Regions from separate parts of the Homo sapiens genome. Here region 1 is linked to region 2. The links are chromatin loops, found by intact Hi-C in ENCODE. Cell type or tissue: OCI-LY7. All regions are shown on one strand. Links, peaks and the distances in the headings refer to the core of each region. The heading gives the core; the rest is flanking DNA. Region 1 overlaps CSRNP3 (cysteine and serine rich nuclear protein 3). Region 2 overlaps CSRNP3 (cysteine and serine rich nuclear protein 3).

Evidence for each region. A loop is a pair of places that touch in the nucleus more often than their neighbours do. Peaks named below come from ENCODE experiments on the same cell type or tissue, not always from the same donor. Only the 100,000 strongest peaks of a DNase experiment are listed, where the experiment ranks them.
Region 1: a loop joins it to region 2, with 1.8 times the contacts of the local background. A loop is called at or near these places in 6 of 110 quality-filtered maps.

The regions. Positions count from the first base shown.
Region 1 is chr2:165,673,251-165,676,177 of GRCh38, reverse strand. The region is part of intron 5 of CSRNP3 (cysteine and serine rich nuclear protein 3); the gene reads right to left. Among named protein-coding and RNA genes, the nearest start is that of GALNT3, 120 kb to the left of the region's middle. In OCI-LY7, for the core only: no CTCF peak of the experiment used is centred there; no DNase peak of the experiment used is centred there.
Region 2 is chr2:165,586,219-165,589,145 of GRCh38, reverse strand. The region is part of intron 3 of CSRNP3 (cysteine and serine rich nuclear protein 3); the gene reads right to left. Among named protein-coding and RNA genes, the nearest start is that of CSRNP3, 120 kb to the right of the region's middle. In OCI-LY7, for the core only: no CTCF peak of the experiment used is centred there; DNase peaks (open chromatin) are centred at 1,365 and 1,685; H3K4me3 peaks cover 1,620 bases; H3K27ac peaks cover 2,500 bases.

The sequences.
Region 1 (2,927 bases), core at 195-2,694, 87 kb before region 2:
TTAATCTTTAGGAGAAATCACAGAAAGAAAAATAAAGGCATCAAAATGTTAGGCTTTTAAATGTACGGGTAACAGAAGACTGTTAATTGGAACTCATAAACTCCTAATGTTAGGAGCTACAGTTGTTGGAGCTTTTAGAGAGTGCTATGTGAAAAACACCAAAGGTTACAAATGCTCATCAGTGAAAACTATCTTTAGACTCATTTCATGATAGGCAGCTCCAATGTTGGAATAAATGTGTCCTTGTTCAGAGATAATAGCATCCTTGTGGAAGCCATCACCACCTAACTCAGCAAATATGTTGTCCTTGAAATAACAACTCTGTCTTTTGAGTTCCAGCAAAACCATACACCAGGAAATAAAGGTGTGCTGCACTGTGCTACAGGGATTACAAATATGATTATTCTACAGAACATTCCAAGAATGAGGGCTTGATATGAAGTAATCAGTCAGGTCAGCATGCTCTTAGTAAGACAAAGAACAGAGGGCAGGGCCCTCAAGCTCTCAGCAACCAACAGCTGAAACAATAAACTCTGCCCTCAGAGGAGTTCACACAAACCCTCACCCAAAATGGTACCTTCTGCATAATAGCTCATGTGGAAACGGTCTCACATACACATGATTAGTCTGCTTCTATTTATATTTCTTCTCTAAATTAATCTCATCCATCAGTAAGCCCTGAATAAGTACTTCATTTCTTACTATTGTATCACGTTATGTTTCCTTCATAAAAAAGCATTTAGAAAAAGAAGTTTTCTCTGAATATGAGCAAGATATCTACCCTGAGGAGCAGCATAGAATTAATGCAGAAACTCCATGAGAAAAATCATGGAAGTTCTAAATACAGAAGGGATTTTAATTCTTTCATATTTAAATTTATCACTTCCTAAAATTTATTAATTATAATTATTACTATGCTTGGTGAGCTTAACAACAGTTCATCCATCACACACTTAAAATACTTGCAACATCAGACATCATTGTCTCATCTTTACAGGAAAAAGTCTAACATTCAGATAAGAATTTTTATTAGAAAAAATCCTCAAACTGGAAAACTCTGAATGTATTAAAAAACAAATAGAAGATTGGACTTTGCCCTCAAGCAGAGAAACTTTCATAGAGGAAATAACACACTAGCAAGTGTATATACTAAATATATCACAAAGGCCAGGTGCAGTGGCTCGTGCCTGTAATCCCAGGACTTTGGGAGTCCAAGGTGGGCAGATTGCTTGAGGCCAAGAGTTCAAGACCAGCCTGGGCAACATGATGAAACCCCATCTCTATCAAAAATTCACAAAAATTAGCTGGGCATGGTGGTGGGTGCCTGTAGTCCCAGCTGCTTGGGAGGCTGAGGTGCAAGGATCACTTGAGCCCGGGAGGTCAGGCTGCAGTGAGCCATGATTGCACCACTGCATTCCAGCCTGGGTGACAGAGTGAGACCCTATTTAAATAAATAAACAAATTATATATATATATATATATATATATATATATATTCAGAAGTATTTATATATATATGAATACTTTATAAGGTATAAATATATATATTTTATTTATATATATATATATGTTTCAGAGTTAAAATCTGTGATCATGAAAAGGTACACATTCCTCTTTATTGGGTTTTGTCTCTTGGTATAATCTAAAATTTATTTCCTTCCTTGGCATTTCTTTACATATGTATTGTTTAAACTGTGATAGCCACTAGTAGGATGTCACATTGACTGGTTGTGTTTGTCGTTTTTGTTAATTGTTATTTGTAACAAGCTGCATGTTTTTAGCTGTAAAGATCTGATTTTCTAAGGAATTCAAGTTATAATTGCCTAACATACACTCGATCCTCTGTGATAGGTAAAGCTGTAGTAACAGAAAGGAAGTGTTCCCTTTTACATCTTACCACTGTATGGCACTTTGGTTTGTTTTCATTAATTCTTGGCTTGTCTCTGTGAACCTCAGCAAAGTCCTGACTCCTCAGCACATGTAGCACACCCAGGACTTGGGTAGCATGATTCCCTTTAATACTTCCTACTTAATCTCCACGTTCTGTAATATTTATGCTTACTTGTGCAGTTGGTAACATTACAACAACAAAATCTCCATTTTATATCAACAGAGATTGATTTATTTTTATTTTATTTTATATTTATTATTTTTTTTGAGATGGAGTCTAGCTCTGTTTCCCAGGCTGGAGTGCAATGGCACAATCTCGGCTAGCTGCAATCTCAGCCTCCCAGGTTCAAGTGATTCTCCTGCCTCAGCCTCCTGAGTAGCTGGGATTACAGGCGCCTGCCACCATGCCCAGCTAATTTTTGTATTTTTAGTAGAGATGGGGTTTCATCCTGTTGGTCAGGCTGGTCTCGAACTCCTGACCTCAGGTGATCCACCTGCCTTGGCCTCCCAAAGTGCTGGGATTACATGCATGAGCCACCTCTATTTTTTAAAAATGGTTATCAGCCTAATTTTTAAAAAATGGTTGTTATCAGATAATATATGAAATCTAAAAGTCAACATGTAGTAAGATTTTAGCAAATATTTAAAAACATCAAAATTTTTAGGGCAACATGAATAACCAATTCGTGCCTAAGAATTAAAAAACAAACAACTGTATGTCATATGAACTGCAGATTCAGTTTACTCCAAATATAAGTGCCCTTAGAAGTAAAATTTGCATCTCTTATTCCTGCATACTAAAATTAGAATAAGGAATTTCATTTCAAAATAAAAATTTAATTAAGAATCTGGCCAGCTGTGGTGGCTCATGCCTGTAATCACAGCACTTTGGTAGACGGAGGCAGGCAGATCACTTGAGGTCAGGAGTTCGAGACCAGCCTGGGCAACATGGCAAAACCACATCTCTGCTAAAAATACAAAAATTAGCCAGGCATGGAGGGGTACACCTGTAATCACAGCTACTCATGTGACTGAGG
Region 2 (2,927 bases), core at 125-2,624:
AGATACAGAGCCAGGTGAGGATAATTAATACCTATCCCTTAGCTGCTGTACTCCTTAAATACCTACATATTATATTTTTGTTCCTAAAGATGAGGCCAAATTAAACTTGGTAGTATACAGCAAATGAAAATGTGCCAAACATTACAAATTGGCTTTATTTAATTTATTTATTTTTATTTGTTAGTTTTGAGACAGGGTTTCTGTCGCCTAGTCTGGAGTGCAGTGGCATGATCATGGCTCACTGTAGCCTCAACCTCCTGAGCTCAAGGGATCCTCCCACCTCTGCCTCACCAGTAGCTGAAACTACAAGCATTCACCACCACCATGCCCACCTAAGTTTTCAAAAAATTTTTTGTAGAGATAGGGCCTTGCTATGTTGCCCAGGCTGGTCTCCAACACCTGGCCTCAAGCAACCCTCTCACCTCGACCCCCCAGAGTGCTGGGATTGCAGCCATCAGCCACCACGCCTGGCCCTAAAGTTGGCTTTTATAGCACCAAAGCCCAAAGAACAGAGGTAAAGTTGGACAGGCATTAATCTATTCTAAATATGAAGAGCTGAAAGTCTAAGTGTAGAAAACAGCCATTTTATCACAGCTATCGTTGTCCAATTCATGAAACACATGCTAGTCAAGGGCACCACCATTTCTCACTTAGACTAGGCCAAGGGCCTCCCAATTATTCTCTCGCATCCACTGCTGCTAGCTTTCAATGCGTTTTCAAGGTTGCAGGCAGAATGATAAATTTAAAATGCAAATCTGATCATGTCAGTCTATGGCTTAAAACTCTTAAGTAGCTTCAGATTGCCTTAGGATAAAGTTCAAAATCCTCAAGATGGCTTATAAAGTCCTTAACAATCTAGCTTGTCTAACCTCTTCATCCTCATTTGAGCCACTGGCCTTGTCATTGATATTTCAGCTCTAATAATCTTGCAGTTACTCCAACTTGCAATTTCTCTCTGTCTTTAGGACATTTGATATACCATTCCTTCTGATCTACTTTTTAATTTATTTTCATAGCATTTACCACCTTCTAAATCCGTATTATTTATTTATGTATTTCTATGCTTATTACTTACTGTTTTCATCTCCTGATAAAAAAATACAAGAGCAGGGATCTTTGTTTCTTTACAAATGTTTCAAGTGCCTAGAACAATGCCTTGTATATAATAGGTGCCTCAATACATATTTGTTCAGTGAATTAATATAAGCCTTTAATTTCCATAATTTAATATCCGTTTTTTTCTGCTAGACTGAAAGCTCCATGAAGTCAGAAATCCTATTCATCTCATTTACCACTCTAACTCCCCTAACAACATATTTGGTTGAATGAGAATGAAAATGAGAAATGAAACTGAGCCCAAAGCATCATACAATTTTTTTTTGCTCACAAGCAACACAAAAGCCAACTCTAGACTAACTTAAGCAAAAGACTTCTGTTGGGAAAACACTGGACTAGTTCATGCAATCTACGATACAGCTTGAAACCAAAACTCAGGAAACAGGAACTAGGGCAGCTTCTGGGATTATGGCTATAAAAATTCCTTCTCTGGAGCTCTGCAATTACCAGATTTAAGCTCCAGCAACTTCTCTCTGTGTCACAGTTCAACTGTAATGTTCCAAAGGCTGAGCAACTTTTTGACCTATCTTGGGTCAGGTGTCTGCCCCTTGATCATTCAACTACGTGGCCATTAGGCCGAGAGGGAGACATTGTGAACAGGGGGCCACCTGGCTGGGTACTACTCCAGAGACTCAATTGCATTTCAAAGCCAGTATCATTTCCTCATCTGTCACCAATTTATCTTTTTTGTGCATTTATCAGTATAATCCATGAATTCACGTCTTGGCCACATTCTCAGGGATTTCCCTTTCCCTGCACCCACACTTCCCTGTCTATTGCAAAATTTAAATAAGAACTACTTTATTTTAAAACATTAAATAAGCATGTTATGATCTCAGAAATCTGTTATTCTTCACTAACATATATGATTTGTTTAGCATTTACATTAGATATGACCATTGCTCAGAAGCCTGTGAGCACATTTATGAAAAAGTAGCAGAAAACTGTTAATGTTTCCATCTCTGTCTGCAAGAAAAAACTAATAAAGAAACAACACTAGATTTTCTGTGATTATAAGTACAATTGTTTCATTTAATATATTTCTGTCCTATTGGGAAGGCAAAGTTAATGGTGAGTTCAAAGGGAAAATATCAGAAGCCAGAAGCATATTAGGTGGAGGGTTTGATTAAAAATGTCAAATCAAGAGGACGGATAAAAACATTCATTTTAATGCCTGTGGAAGAATGGCTGAAATGAACCTTTGGGTATATCTTGAAATCTTGTTTATTTTACTCTTTTTTGACAGTCTAAAAATTCCATGGCTTTCATAGATAACTCATTTAGTTCTTACTATCCCACTGATATTCATCTAGTGTTTAATCCTTTTTTCTTCTTATATTTTGCCCCTATTTCCTGTTCTGTTATCTATCATAAGGAAATGACCACAGAAAATATGTCTTAAGAACACCATAAATCCCCATGTCTGAGGAGCAGGTAACACGATTTGCAGAAGAACCTCTTAGGGTTGTCAGATTTAGCAAATAAAAATATGGGACACCCAGTTAAATTTAAATTTCAGATTAAAAAAATTGACATTTGGGACATACTTACACTAAAATTTATCTGAAATTCAACCTTAACTGAGAAATCTACTTTTTTGTTGTTTTTTGTTAATCTGACAACCTTCATTCGTTCTCTTGGTGAGAAAGTAAATGACTGTGCAATTAACCAAAACATCTAAATAGGAAAATCCACCTGGATTAGAACCACGTACATGAAAATTCCTGCCCTTGAAACCCAGTAAATAAAACATGTAAAGTCATTTGGGTGAATCATGAATTTACCAAAGGTGAATCATGAATTTACCAAAC